2 separate regions of the Homo sapiens genome follow, and region 2 is linked to region 1. A link is an interaction called in ENCODE POLR2A ChIA-PET data of the cell type or tissue named here. Cell type or tissue: A673. All regions are shown on one strand.

Evidence for each region. ChIA-PET counts read pairs that join two places held together with the same protein. Peaks named below come from ENCODE experiments on the same cell type or tissue, not always from the same donor. Only the 100,000 strongest peaks of a DNase experiment are listed, where the experiment ranks them.
Region 2: POLR2A ChIA-PET joins it to region 1 with 6 read pairs; 3 of 35 experiments call an interaction of 5 or more read pairs at or near these places.

Annotation. Positions count from the first base shown.
Region 1 is chr1:62,503,921-62,511,920 of GRCh38, reverse strand. DOCK7 (dedicator of cytokinesis 7) reads left to right here. Exons shown (of 50, transcript NM_001367561.1): 34 at 1,248-1,344; 35 at 3,863-3,959; 36 at 6,105-6,239; 37 at 7,139-7,291. Among named protein-coding and RNA genes, the nearest start is that of USP1, 71 kb to the right of the region's middle. In A673, CTCF peaks have their summits at 3,367 and 3,566 (motif pointing left); a DNase peak (open chromatin) is centred at 3,540.
Region 2 is chr1:62,721,621-62,729,620 of GRCh38, reverse strand. No RefSeq gene overlaps it. Among named protein-coding and RNA genes, the nearest start is that of DOCK7-DT, 37 kb to the right of the region's middle. In A673, no CTCF peak of the experiment used is centred here; a DNase peak (open chromatin) is centred at 4,260; H3K4me3 peaks cover 634 bases; H3K27ac peaks cover 2,684 bases.

The DNA of each region.
Region 1 (8,000 bases):
GGCTTATTAGGTCTACTAATAGACATTGTTTTCTTTTTCTTAACTTTCAGTTCTAAGACATTATTAACTATTGAGAGTTTCGTGGGAAAAAATGTAAATGATAGAATATTATAGTTAATTTTGCTAACTATCTTAATATAGGCATATCTTTTTGTTTTTTTCCATAAATTTCCTAAAGACATGGATTTCAGAATTTAAAAAAGAGAAAGAGATAAGGAAAGAAAGGAAAGAAAAGGGAAAGAAATTAGAAGAAATAGAGCCATGTCCTTTATTGTACAGGAAATGATTCTTATTTCTCAGTATTTTTTGTATTTCTTTAATTGACATATGTATAGTTGTATTCTTTTGTATTTGTTTTTCAGTATTTTTAAAAATTTATATTTGAACTCTGAACATTTACTTTCATTATTCTTCATCCTCTTAACCAATTTAAAGTCTTACCTTTTCCAAAAACAAGCAGTTTTATAGTTGAAAGTTTGAAATTATGACTGAGTCCATTGTTTAAATGTATATTTGTGTATTCTCCACATTCTCAATGCTGTCTCCACTCCTAATGGATTTGTATGAATCATTTCTATTGCTGCCACCCCTTAAAGGAACCCATACATGCAGTCTGCCTTCAAACCTAGAAACCACTTTATCAGCCTAGACATAACATGCTTGGACAAAGTACATATCATTTCTGTTCTTAAGGAGCTTATATACTTGTGGTCCTAAGTGTTATGGAAAGGAACAAAGCAAAAGAAAAGGAAAAGGAGGTATTGGAGAGTGGGAGGCCTTTCTAAGGAGGCGATAAAGGAAAATTTGTGAGAAGAACAATTAGGAAAAAGGAACAACAACCATTGCACAGGTTGTAAGTCAGAAGCGTAGTCAGAGTATATACTGATAGATTCGCAAGGATAACAGAAAGCGGTAAGCAAGAGGAAGAATGGTAGGAAATAAAGTCATATCATGTAAGGCCTTATAAGCCATGGTTAAGATTTTAAGCAAACCAATGTTAGAACATTTGCTTATTTAAGTGGGTATTGTTTTAAAGAAAAGATACTGCATATAGCAAGTACATTTCTTCTGAAATTATTGTGAAAATTTTTAATAAAAAGCACCATTGTCAGGTTTTTCAACTTGTACTGAGGATAAAATGGCTTGTACAAATTATTGTTGTATATTTCTTACATGATTGCAAGTATACATATATGTGGTCCAACTGAAATAACATTTGAAAATTGGTTTTGAAATTTATTTGACAGAGAGAAGCCCATCTGGAAGTGCCTTTGGAAGTCAAGAAAATTTGAGGTGGAGGAAAGATATGACTCACTGGCGTCAAAACACAGAGAAGCTTGACAAGTAATACAGCTTTCTATTTTATGTTACTGATGGGTGTGTTGAATTTTAAAATGTAAGAGGAAAATGATAACTTTTACTTTATATTTACATTTAGTATTTACACTTAATAAATATATTAAGTCTTAGAGAACAAAATATTTAATTTAAAAATTTTAGATTTAAAAAGATTTGGAGGAAGAACTTCTCGTGGTATAGTAAGGCAAAATATTATATTTTAAACTCCATTTTCTTTAAAACATCCTCTTGGAAAATGCATTCAGCAACTATTTTTTGAACATATTTTAGGTGTCACATTGAACTAATATTTCAAATATTACAAAGAATCAGAAACCTGACATTTGTCGTTATGGAGCTTATAATATAATTCAAGAAAGACAAAACAATACAGGTCTTCTGTTTCTAGCATAAAGGCAGACTTGATACATTGACTGATCCTACTGCCATAAACACCTACAATACACTTACATGAATCTTCTTACTGCCCAAGTGGCTGCAGGTAAACTTTTCTGGCTTGAGATTTGGCACTGAGTCAAGGGGCTAAAATTTTTTTCTTGAGAATTTCTAATTATAAGTTAGCCCGCAAGTAGCTTCACTGGCCCATAAAACTTTGAGAATGGAGTGACCAACTCATTTCAGGTTTGCCTAGCACTCTCCCAGTTATAGCACTGATTGTCCCACATCCCAGGGAGCCCTTTAGTCCTGTCCTAAGGCAAACCAAGATGATTGATTACCCTATCTGAGAACCATCATCAGCCCAAGCCTCAGAAGATTCTCACAAATAAACTTTCACAATATTTTCTCACAGACAGTAAAATCATAAAACAGAGGAAACAAGTGAGAGCCAGCAGAGAAACAAGTTTCAGTACCATATGTATGAGAGCTTGAAATAATCAGATATTGAATGTAATATAAATATATTAAAATTCTTAACCTTGGAATGTGTGCTTTCCTTTCTTTTTCTCCGTCTGTCCAAATCTATTTCTCTGATGGTTTTTCTACATGTGTTATTTTTTAGAAATCACAGAGTAGCCAGGTACTGTACTATCAGTATAGTAGTGCTTTATTTCTGCATTTGTAGAATGTGTTCTCTTGGCTTATCTTGCTGTGTTTTGAGGGAGACTTTTTTGGTGTTCTCCTGATTCTTTTTGTTTAAACCATCTTATGTTTCTTTATAAAATGTCACTGGAAATTTTAAGTTTGAACATTAAATATTTTATTTTCCAGTTTAATTTTGATAATTGTATTCTTTTTTTTTTTTTTTTTTGAGACAAGATCTCACTCTGTCACTCAGGCCAAAGTGCAGTGGCACAATCATGACTCACTGCAGCCTTGACCTCCTGGGCTTAGGTGAGCCTCCCACCTCAGCCTCCCAAGTAGCTGGGATTATAGCTGTGCACCACCACGCCCAAATAATTTTTGTAGAGACAGGGTTTTGCCATGTTGTGCAGGCTGGTCTCTTAACTCCTGGTCTCAAGGATCCCCTACCTCAGCCTTTCAAAGTGCTTTTATTCTTAAATTGAATTTGTAAACTGTAAATTAATGAAGTATTCTCTTTAGTGGTAATAATAAAGACTCACAGACTTACAGATCTAAAAACTTAGAAAAGTTAGTGTTTAATATGGCCTTGTACTTTATGTGTTATTTTGTCTACTTTGGTGTAATATATAGTATCTGTATATCTATTATTGCTAAAACAAAAATCTCAACTATATTCATAAATCATGTGTAATTATTCTTACATTTTTATTTGCATTAAATGATACTTTTACAAATATTAGTATTTAAGTAAACCACTTTATTGCATCAAACTGTTTTGTTCTTTTTTCTTTATTATTTTTCTAGCTTTATTGAGTTATAATTGACAAAATTGTATATATTTACAGAATATAACATGATCTTTTAATATATGTGTACAATTGTGAAATGATTACCACAGGCAAGCTAACTAGCATATTCGTCACCTCACATCCTTTTTTCCCCAAATTTGTTGTGTTTCCAATGAGTAATTCCATCTAGTCTCACTGAAGAGTTAAATTATCATCTGAGCATATTTATATAAAAAAAATTGGGGGAAAATTAGATGAAACCTTAGACAAATTAAGTACATTTATCCTGAATACAGACATTGGAAATATTTGAAATAGTAAGATGAATACTAAATATTTGAATGTTGTTTTCCATGAAGCAGTCCTAAATACAAGCCCACATAGCACCACCTAGTGTCAGTGTCACTTAGAATAAAACTGTCTGCTGCATGTTTGAAAGCTAAAACATAAACATTTATGCTTTTAGTGGCATTACACTTCTGTAATGGGGTGAGAAAGTGTGTATTGTTGTGGTTAACAAAAAAGCTGCATAAATGTGTAAACTACTGCCTTTTTTCTTATTCTCTTGTAATTTTTTATCAGGCAAATATTGAAAATGGTTTGAAATTTTTTATTTCTATGCATCCTTAAGTCTTTTCAGAATTGTAGTTTTCAAAAAGATAAATATAATTTCTTACAATATTTTGTATTAGATCAAGAGCAGAGATTGAACACGAAGCACTGATTGATGGAAACCTGGCTACAGAAGCAAACCTAATCATTTTAGATACATTAGAGATTGTTGTTCAGGTAAGAATGCAAAGAAGAGAAATTTAAAATACGGATTTGGTAAATTGAGGTTGGAGGGAAAAGTGTTTACTGTGAGCCATAAAATTACATTTTATTAAATATTGGTAGTTCCTAAAAGTTTCGTTCCAAGCATTCTGAGATTCTCTGTAATTATAAATTCCCATAGCTTCAACTGTTTCTTCATGGAGGATGATTATGAAATCTTTATCTCCTTGTCTTTCCCCTTGATGGCCTAGTCTTGCATTTCCAAATATCCTCTGAGTATTTATAGGTGGAAGTTCTGCCATCAGGTGAGATTCAACATGCATGTATAGCTATAGCTACATATAGATAAACTGGGTTTATGCAGTATCCTCTGTATACCACAGCAATGTTTCAGGCTTTTTATCTATAATCATTGTGTTGGGTCCTAACAGTTGCCCTCTGGGCAGTATTCTGTAGTAACAATGTGATAGCTGACATTTATTTAGTTTTTTCTGTGTTAAACATTGTCCTAAGCACTTTACAAATATTAACTCATTTGATCCTTCTAAGAAACTCATGACATTGAAACTGTCAGTATCCTCATCTTGTAGATGAGAACACTTAGGCACAAAGATGTTAAATAACTGCCCATAATGACGCAGCTAGTATGTAGAAGAGCCAGGATTCAAATCAGTTAGCAAGATCTTTCAGATGTTTTAGTAAATATATCTCTCACCTATTCCTTCCATTCCTTTTCTACTACCACTACTCTGCCAGGTTCATATTTCCACGCTATTACAATGGCCACCTACTTCATAACTCACTCTGTATTCTTCCCACCATCCATTCTGTACATTGTTGTGAGAATTTTCCTTTAAAAGTATTTTATGGCTGGGCACGGTGGCTCATGCCTGTAATCCCAGCAATTTGGGAAGCTGAGGTGGGTGGATCACTTCAAGTCAGGAGTTCAAGACCAGCCTAGTCAACATGGCAAAACCCTGACTCTACTCTATTTTATTTATTTATTTATTTATTTATTTATTTATTTTTGAGGTGGAGTTTCGCTCTTGTTGCCCAGGCTGGAGTGCAGTGGCGCAATCTCAGCTCACCACAACCTCCGCCTCCCGGGTTCAAGTGATTCTCCTGCCTCAGCCTCCCAAGTAGCTGGGATTACAGGCATGCGCCACCACGCCCAGCTGATTGTGTATTTTTAGTAGAGACAGGGTTTCTCCACGTTGGTTAGGCTGGTCTCGAACTCCTGACCTCAGGTGATCCACCCACCTCAGCCTCCCAAAGTGTGGGGATTACAGGCGTGAGCCACTGCACCCAGCCAACCCTGACTCTACTAAAAATAAAAAAATTAGCTGGGTGTGGTGGCGCACACCTGTAATCCTAGCTACTCAGGAGGCTGAGGCACAAGAATTGCTTGAAGCCAGGAGGCGGAGGTTGCAGTGAGCCAAGATCAAGCCACTGCACTTCAGCCTGGGTGACAGAGTGAGACTCCATCTCAAAAACAAAAAAAAAAAGATTTTATCAGTCATTATCCTGACTAAAGTTTTAAAAATAGAAAAAATTTAATAAGTCCAAGATAACTGATCCCAAGATGGTTGCTTGAGCTGCGGCCATCATGTCTGTATTTCATTCAGTGAAAAGAAACAGCAGGGACAGAGTACATTTCTTTTTTTAAGGGCATGACTCAGAAGATGTAACTTCTCTTTTGTTCACCTCTCTCTGTAGCCGGATTCAAAGTCTTCAGCTAAAATTCAGGATTTCAATTATTAAAGAAGAAAAGAATGGTTATTTGTGTACCACCAACATTTTTTGCTCTAGGCACCACTCAATTTTTCAGCCTTATCTCTAGTTATTTTCTACATGAACCTCAAGTCAATTCAAATTTACTTACTAATTTTCCTAAAACACACCTTATGATTTCTTGCCATTGTATCTTACTCCTGTTTTTTCTCATTTAAATTATATTTATTCTTTTTCCCCCTTTTCTTATTCAAATCCTGCTTAGCTCCTTCTTGAAGCCATCCTAGATCTTATGTTATCATTTTTTTATCTTTTAAAACTTTACTTATACATACAGGGAGGCCTTTATTTATACATAGGGAGGCCTGTAACATCCATAACTAAATTGCAAGTACATCTCTATTTTATTTGTTTATTTTTAAATTGCAGACCGTTTCTGTAACGGAATCCAAAGAGAGCATTCTTGGTGGAGTGCTAAAAGTGCTACTACACAGCATGGCCTGTAACCAAAGTGCAGTTTATCTACAACACTGTTTTGCTACACAGAGAGCCTTGGTTTCAAAGGTAGGTTATTTTGTACCTGCAGTGTTGTCAGACTTTGTTTTTTTTATTAACATTGTCTAAGATCATTTGACACATTCATTGGTTAATATATGTAGTAATATATTAATGAATATGTGTAGTTAAAATTTAAATAATAACCTAAGACCCTTAATTCTTCTTTGCCTCTCTACTGCTGCCTGCCTTTTAGAATTTTTCATTTATTCGAATCACCTTTAACCAGTTCTGGTTTGAAAAACAGTAACTTGGATGTGGAGAAGGGCCTGAAATTAATAGCCAATCTTAAATATGGGGCTTCTCTTGTTTTCTCTTCACTTGGTTCTGTTTTTATAAAAAACTCAATTTATAAAGAATTCAATATATAAGCAATTCAACCCACTGAAATTATTTTATGATGAATGGAAAAGAAGGTATGTGTTTGTTCAACTGCTTTAAATGTTTACTTCTTATATTTGTTTTCCCTTAGAAATATGTATATTCTTAAATTTTGAAGGTAGCTATTTCATTTTAATCATCCTAGAGGATGGAATGCAGAGATGTTGATGAAAATAACTTACGTATTATTTTGTAATAAATATAGAATTCATATATGTTGATTACTAAGTGTTTTATGCACATTCTGATAGAAGCTTCACAACAATCCCTTGTAGATATATTATTAGGCCTATTTTGTGGATGAGAAAACTTGTCCAAGGTCCCACTACTAGTTAGTAAGTGGAATAATGAGCATTCGAACCCAGTTTGACTCTGTGTCTCACACTATTAACCATTAGCTAATATTGTCCTAACCATTCTTTTAATTTCTGGGCTATACTAACAAGTCTCCAGTTCAGGTTATATTAACATATCTCAGAAACTTTTACTGTAAAAATTCAGTGGTGGTTTGTTTTGTTGTTTTACAGTTTCCTGAACTCTTATTTGAAGAAGAGACAGAGCAGTGTGCTGATTTATGCCTCAGGCTTCTCCGACACTGTAGCAGTAGCATCGGTACAATACGGTCACACGCCAGTGCCTCCCTTTACCTACTAATGAGGCAAAACTTTGAGATTGGGAATGTAAGTATTTTATCATGAAAATTCTCTGTATTCATAATGAAATATAACTTCTGCTGATAGTTATTAAATCAGTTTTTGGGAGAGCATGGAGTTTTTTGTATATTTTTAGTCTAATCATAGGCTATCTTGATATTTCTCATTCTGTGTATATCTTACAAAAATCCAAATCTCCAATTGTGTGCATATCATGTGTACGTATGTATGTATGTATGTATATTAATACAGACTTAGAATATAAATGTACATTGAGCAGTTTTAAATTTTAATTGTCCCTAAGTAAAAAGAAATACAAGTTTAAGTATCTTGGCTTGATATTTTACAATTACATGTCACAGCCTTTGAAGAATTCCATTTTTTCATTTGTCTTTTATTATATGTTATATTCATGTGTTATATTTTTCCTTTTTGAGTCAAATATTTAGTTCATTTATTTTTGCTTATGTAAGTATTTAAGGCCTTGAATTTTCCTTTAAGTGCTATTTTTGGCGTCTCCTTGGTTCTGATATTTAGTAATGTTGTCATTTCAGTTTGTGTTTTCTTTTTAACCCAAAGAGTTGACTAGCCTTATTTTTTTTTTTTTTTTGAGACGGAGTCTCACTCAGTCGCCCAGGCTGGAGTGCAGTGGCGTGATCTTGGCTCACTGCAAGCTCCGCCTCCTGGGTTCACGCCATTCTCCTGCCTCAGCCTCCCAAGTAGCTGGGATTACAGG
Region 2 (8,000 bases), 220 kb before region 1:
TTTCATTATAAGCTTCATAGAATTATGTAACTTTAAAAACTCTGTACAAATATAAACTATTGTTTTAAATAAAAGAGGAAGAAACATTCAACATTTTTTTTCAAGCAATCTTTTGAAAATAAAAGGAATGCTGTGAGGAAACTGAGGGGTGTGAAAGAAAGCCTCAGCCTTAATGGGTATGTAAGACTAGAGAGCGTTAATTGCTATTCCTGTTACAAATATAATCACACGCATAAGTATTATAAAGCCAAACTATAGGGAATTGTGGACAATTATAATAGGGAAATTCAGTCTCATCTGGGGTTTGTGGAGGCTTTCCATACAGAAGCTTACAGTTTAGCTTTAGCCAAAGAGAAGCCGATAAGCAGATCATTTTAACACAAAGGTGGTAGGTAGGAATGATATGCTAAGAATGTGTAGGAGGGGCATTAAGCCCAGCTCGGATGGATGTGGTGTGGAAGGGTTTAGTGAAGGATGTAGAACAATAATCAATTGTTTCAGAAGGGTTTTGAACCTTGGCATGCATAGGTTGAAAGTTTAGAGGCAGGCTGGGCGCAGTGGCTTACACCTGTAATCCCAGCACTTTGGGAGCCCAAGGCGGGCAGATCACAAGGTTAGGAGATGGAGGCCATCCTGGCTAACACGGTGAAACCCCATTTCTACTAAAAATACAAAAAATTAGCTGGGCGTGATGGCATGCGCCTGTGATCCCAGCTACTGGGGAGGCTGAGGCAGGAGAATCGCTTGAACCTGGGAGGCAGAGGTTGCAGTGAGCCGAGATCGTGCCACTGCACTCCAGCCTAGGTGACAGAGCGAGACTCTGTCTCAAAAAAAAAAAAAGAAAGTTTAGAGGCAAATGTTTTTTGACAGCCGGAATAATACCTGGTTTTGTTTTATTTAATTTATTTATTTATAAATAAATATATGGAACACCATTATATAATATTTCTGTGATACAGACACGATAGATGTAAAGAACCTCAAGAAGATAGATAATAGTAGGATTCACTACAATAATTAGGAAGTGATAAGTTTTGAGTATTGTCTGTTTTTAATATAATTTATTTCATTATGTTATAATAAATATTCTGTTTATTTAATTTTTAATAATGGTTAACCACTGTCTCATAAAATTCCTGAATATAAGCCATCTATTCTTATGAGCCAGTATGAGCTGGCTCCAGCACTGTTGGAAATGTTATAATATCTTGAAATATTAATATTTGTGCTTTTTCTCCTCTGTACTTTTAAGGTAGGAGGCGGGACTTGATTCTAGGGGTGGGACTTGGATACTGGACTAGACTGAGGACTAGCCAAGACACTTTTTCACACTTTCTCCCTGGTGTTGCCAAGGAGAAAGCAGTTTTCAATCAGACCCACCCACCAGTGTGCCATGTCAATTTACCGTTGCCATGGCAACACCAGGGTTGTTATCACCCCTTTCCATGGTACCTAACCATTCAACAGTTACTACCCCTTTTCTGCATAAACTGCCCCTTAATCTGCATACAATTAAAAGTGGGTATAAATATGACTGCAAAACTACCCCGAGCTGCTACTCTAAGCCCTGTTCTGCGGGAGCAGTCACCGAGCTGTAACACTGACTGTTCAACAAAGCTGTTTTCTTCTTTCTCTGGATTACCCTTGAATTCTTTTCTGGGCAAGGCCAAGAACCCTCTCTGGCTAAGCTCCACTTTGGTGCTTGCCTGTCCTACATCACTTTCTTGCACTTGATCTTTTGCCTGTAACTCAGAGGTATCTATGCTGCCTTGAGAAGTATGACTGTTATAGTAGGAATGAAAATGGCAAGAAATAAAGGACCTTATTATGCATGGTAGATTAAAAATGTGCCTTCACCACTGGTTCTTCCTGAAATCCCAGTAATGTGACCTCAAAAAAGGTATAAGCCAAAAATGACCAACAGAAAGGGAGAGGAGACAACATAACAAAATTTGAAGAATGGAAGCAGGGGAATAAGTGAGAACAAATATTCCCATCTAGAGAAAATTCAGATCTAAACTTGAAGAGGAGGAGGGTAATAACAAGCTGATTCATGCTGTGAATCACCCCAAAAGCTCAGGAATGGGGGGAATTAGAAAATAAAATTGGAGGAAATCTCTGAGAAAGTAGAGCCAAAATATAAAAATGAAAATGAAAGCCGGGCACAGTGGCTCACGCTTGTAATCCCAGTACTTTGGGAGGCCGAGGCAGGTGGATCACCTGAGGTCAGGAGTTTGAGACCAGCCTGGCTAGCACGGTGAAACCGTGTCTCTACCAAAAATACAAAAATAAGCCGGGAGAGGTGGCGCGTGCCTGTAATCCCAGCTACTCAGGAGGCTGAGGCATGAGAATAGCTTGAACCTGGGAGGCAGAGGTTGTAGTGAGCCGAGATTGCGCCACTGCACTCTAGTCTGGGTGACAGAATGAGACTTTGTCTCAAAAAAAAAAAGAAAAGAAAAGAAAAGAAAATGAAAAAGAGACAGAAAATAGAAAAGATAAGAAAAATACTTACTTCAGCATCTAAATAATAAGAATTTCAGAAAGAAAGAATAGAGAAAACAGAGGGGAGGTGATAATCAAATGCAGGAAAATTTTCCACAACTGTATTGACTTTCTAGAGTAAAACAGCATGCTGTGCTCAGCATAATAGACTTTAAAATACCCACACCAGAGCAAAAGATGGGAAATGTTATTTACTAGGGACAAAAAAAGTTCCTAAACATTTCCAAAAAGAAAAAAAAAGAGGCCACAAACAGATAGAAAAGAATGGCCGTGTGCGGTGGCTCACGCCTGTAATGTCAGCACTTTGGGAGGCCGAGGTGGGCGGATCACGAGGTCAGGAGTTCGAGACCAGCCTGGCCAACATGGTGAAACTCCGTCTCTACTAAAAATACAAAAATTAGCTGGGCCTGGTGGCGGGCACCTGTAATCCCAGCTACTCAGGAGGCTGAGGCAGGAGAATCACTTGAACCCGTGAGGCGGAGGTTGCAGTGAACCAAGATCATGCCACTGCCCTCCAGCCTGGGCGACAGAGTGAGACTCTGTTTCAAAAAAAAAAAAAAAAAAAAGAAAAGAAAGAAAAAGAAAAGAATTGGATTTTCTTTCTTTTTTTTTTTTCTTTTTGGAGAGCTGGTTGTTGTTAAACATTTATCAGTGCAACACTGTCTATAATCTTCTCTATATTATAAAGTCCACGAGGGCAGTAACTTTTTCTGTTTGATTCCTCAAGACTCACAGTTTTATTACCTAGTAGGCACTCTATAAACATTTACTGAGCAAGTGAATGAAAGCTCAGGAATTTTGCCTTCTTCGTTTTTATATCTGATAACAAGCACAGTCCTGATACAGATGAAGCCCTGAAAAAAAAAGTTTGCTGACCTGAACTGAACTTGTAGCAGAGCCTCCTAATGCTGAAAACAATCCCATGGCAATGCAACACACATCCAAGAAAAAGAGTGAGAGGGTTTATTTCTTGAGGCACAATGCTCATTTTCATGGTTGCTTTGTAAGTTAAGTCACTTGTTGCAGTAAGCCCAGGGGGAAAGCCAGATCTCCTTCTTCCTAAAACAGTACCCTATTCATTAGATTTTCTATTTGTCAGAGGCACCAACATTTTCTGACACTAATGTTGGACAGGGGAGCTGGTTACTTGCTTTGTGGCTACAAGATTTTTACTTAAGATAAATGACAGTAAACCAGAGTTGGGAAAAATCAGATAAAGAAGAACCAATGTCTACCATTTAATGAGCACACATTATGCTCATTATAAAACCCGGATTTAAATCCAGTAGCTTTTTCAACAACTGTATAAAGAAGGAATTATCCTAACATTACAAATGAAGATACCAAGGTTTAGAAAGTTTTGTGAATTTGCCTAAAGCATACAACTGATCATTAGCAATAGTGGGACTCAAAAGTTGTCTTAAAACAAACCCCAGTATATTTTGAAATAAAAGGAAATAACACAACCTATTTTGCTGAGAGATAGGGAGGGATCCTGACTCCTACTTGCTGAACAAATTCCCATTGCACAAAACAAGGAGGTTTACAAAACCTTCTTCTTAGGTCACTGAAATCTTCCAAGCAACTAGATTGGAATTAAACTTGGCAAAGATTACTAAATGCCACCAGTGTTAGACAATTGAGAGTTTCTGCAGAACAGAATTCAAGAAAAATGAAACCAAAATTTTGGAAAGCACCTAAAGTGAGAGTCACGTAGGATTCAAAAATCTAAGAAAAGCTTCCTGGCATTTGTGCTGCCCCAGCTGGAGCTGATAGAATTGTTTCTATTCTTTCCTGTATGTTGGAGGAGGAAGTAGTTGGGTTGTCTTTCTTGGCTGTTGAGTGGGAGGAATAATACAGCATTATCAGAGAAAATGGCAAAAGAAAAAAAAGGGGGAATTTTTTTTTGTTAACTGCTGTAAAAATAAATTCGTATCTCTGTGGTGGAAGAACTTGGATTTGGTTTAGTAGGTAATTTGGAATGTTGTCCAGTGCATTTCAATGGGAAAAAATAAAAGAACCTCAGAAAGCTAACAGCCAAGACTGCAGTGGTAGATTTTTTTTTTAAAGCTTGTAAGCCAGGCATGGTGGCTCACGCCTGTAATCCCAGAACTATGGGAGGCTGAGGCAGGTGGATCACTTGAGGTCAGGAGTTCAAGATCAGCCTGGCCAACATGGCAAAACCTGTCTCTACTTATTCCCAGGTATTCAGGAGGCTGAGGCAGGAGAATCACTTGAACCCGGGAGGCGGAGGTTGCAGTGAGCAGAGATTGCACCATTGCACTTCAGCGTGTGCAACAAGAGAGAGACTCCATCTCAAAAAAAAAAAAAAAAAAAAAACAAGGAAAGAAAAGTCTCCTGTAGCACTTAGAGCTATGAGGAGTCCTGCATTTCTTGAGGAAATGAAATCTTTCACTGTAATGAACACTTTGTGATTGAACATGTGTTTTCATTTTGCCCTGGTTGACTGTGTGGCAAATTAAATGACTTCTAGTTGCTATAGAATCATCCCAAAAATAAGAGAGCATTTTTCCTCCCTTTCGCAGGATAGAATAGCTTAGTACTTGGTGTTCTGTTTGTTAAGGTCTAGGATTCCTTAGTTAAGAGAATGTTGCTTTTGAAATCTAGGGTCTTGGAGACTTGCTGGACTGACGTTAAGACAGAAGAAGCTGGAGCAGAGAAAGATTTCCAGAGTAGGAAGACGGGCAGTGGTAGCTCCTCCAGCTGTGGGGATCTATACTCTGCTTCCTCATGGTGGCCTGGAAATAGCAGGAATTTTGATAGGCATGGCTTTGTGTGTACCTGGGGACTGAGCACTAAGCTTCCAGCCTTCCCTCTGGAATGAAGGTCTCCATGGCCAAGTCTGGCACAGAGGGAGTAGCTGTTGTCTTCAATAGAGGCAGCCACCTTTGAATAGACTATATAGATTTGGACAATGTGTGTTTTACCAGCAAATCAGTGGATTCAGGACTCAGTATACACTCTTCCCCACATCGGTTTTCCTGAATGATGTAAGCCTTAGAGCATTCTAAAAATAACTGATTAAATTATCCACTCTAATGGACTCGGGGGATTTAATTTAATCTAGAAAATAATGAAATGTGATATTTCCTACACTTAAGTTGTATTAGTTATCTATTGCTGTGTAACAATATTACCACAAACTGAGGGGTTTAAAATGTAAGTCATTTATTAAAGGCTTAAAACATTATTCATTTATTATCTCATATAGTAAATCTGAATCATAACAGCTCAGCCTGGCTAAATTATTGATTTCAGCCTCGTGAAGCCCTAAGCAGAGAGCTCAACCAAGCCCACCTAGATTTCTTCTTTTTTTTCTTCTTCTTCTTCTTTTTTTTTTTTTTTTGACAAAGTCTCACACTGTCACCCAGGCTGGATTGCAGTGGCATGATCAGGGCTCTCTGCAGCCTCAACCTCCTGTCTCAAGTGATCCTCGTGTCTCAGCCCCTTGAGTAGCTGGGACCACAGGCATGTGTCACTATGCCCAGCTAATTTTTTTGTGTGTGTTTTTAGTAGAGACAGGGTCTCACTGTGTTGCTCAGACTGATCTCGAACTCCTGAGCTCAAGCAATCCTGTCTTGGTCTCCCAGAGTGCTGGGATTACAGGCATGAGCCACCAGGTCCAGCCACTAGATTTATTCTTTTTTTTTTCTTTTTTTGAGACAGGGTCTTGCTCTGTTGTCCAGGCCAGAATACAGTGGTATGACCATGGCTCACTGCAGCCTCAACCTCCTGGGCTCAAGTGATTGTCCCACCTCAGCCTCTGAAGTAACTGGGACTACAGGCGTGTACCACCAGGCCAGGCTAATTAAGAAAAAAAATTTTTTTTGTGGAGTTGGGGTTGCACCATGTTGCCCAGGCTGGGTTCAAACTCCTGGGCTTAAGCGATCCTCCCACCTTGGCCTTCCAAATTGTTGAGATTAAAGCATGAGCCACCACACTCATTCCCACCTAGACTTCTGACTTATAGAACTGTGAGCTAGTAAGAGGATGTTCAATTTGTTATAATTTGTTATGCAGAAGTAGAAAATAATTACAATGCAGCTTTCTCTCTTGCTCACTATGTTTTACCACACAGGTCTCATTTCTCTTTTTCAAATATGTGAAGAGTCTTTCTGCCTTAGATCTTTGCACTTAGGTCTTCCTCTTCCTGAAATACTCTAATAATGACTGGCTCTTTCTCATTCTTTCAGTGTCAGCTTAAATATCACAGCCTCAGGAAGTCCTTCACTGACTACCCTGTCTTAAATACCACTCTCCCAACTTATCATCATATCTTCCAATTTATTTTCTTCATAGTATTAGTATATAGCTCTTATGCAATTACTATGTGGTGTACACAGTTCTAAGCAGTTTACATGGATGCATTCATTTAATCCTCATAATAATCCCATGAGGTTATAAATTAGATGCTATTAATATGCCCATTTACAAATGGGGAAACCGAGGTACAGAGATTGAGTCACTTGCAAAGATCACACAGCTAGTAAATAGCATAACCGAGATTTGAACCCAGGCAGTCTAATTCGCGTGCACACACTGAAAACTATATATCCTCTACAGTATTTATCACAATCTAAAATCATCTTTTTATTTACTTATTTATTGTCTTTCTCTCCCTCCATACTCCTAACATACAAGCTTCTGGAAGGTAGGGATCTTATTTGTCCTTTTATGTAGTAGCTGCTCAGCAAATATTTTGGAATGAATGATTCTTCCCATTTTTCAGACGACAAAAGTGATACCAGAGAAATTAAGTAGCTTGTCTAAAGTCACACAGTTAGTATGTGGTAAAACCAGGATTTGTACCCGGGTCTGTCTAATCTCAAACCTGTGCCCTTAGCTTCTATTGCCTTCTTCATTAAAAATAACAGTAATAGTAATAATTACATGCCAATTTTTTTTTTTTTTTTTTGAGATGGAGTCTCACTCTGTCGCCCAGGCTGGAGTACAGTGGCGTGATCTTTGCTCACTGCCAGCTCCGCCTCCCAGGTTCATGCCATTCTCCTGCCTCAGCCTCCCAAGTAGCTGGGACTACAGGCGCCCGCCACCATGCCTGGCTATTTTTTTGTATTTTTAGTATTTGTATTTTTTTTTGTATTTGTATTTTTGTATTTTGTATTTTTGTATTTTGTATTTTAGCATTAGCCAGGATGGTCTCGATCTCCTGACTTCGTGATCTGCCGACCTTGGCCTCCCAAAGTGCTGAGATTACAGGCATGAGCCACCACGCCCGGCCGCCAATTTCTTAATATGTGACATTGCCCATAGTATGAATACAGTTTTTTCAATGAGCAAAATGAGTTATCCAAAATGGTTTCTTGGAAAATATTGTGACTTTGGGGAAGGAAGCTCATCCTTGCTGTCCTATCACTTCATTTTGTGTTTTTCTGTTTTTCCTCCAGGGGCCTTTTCTGTCACTTCCTTTGAGGCATTTTCTGGGTCAGGGAAATCTTTCTAGTGCCCTTCAACTGTCT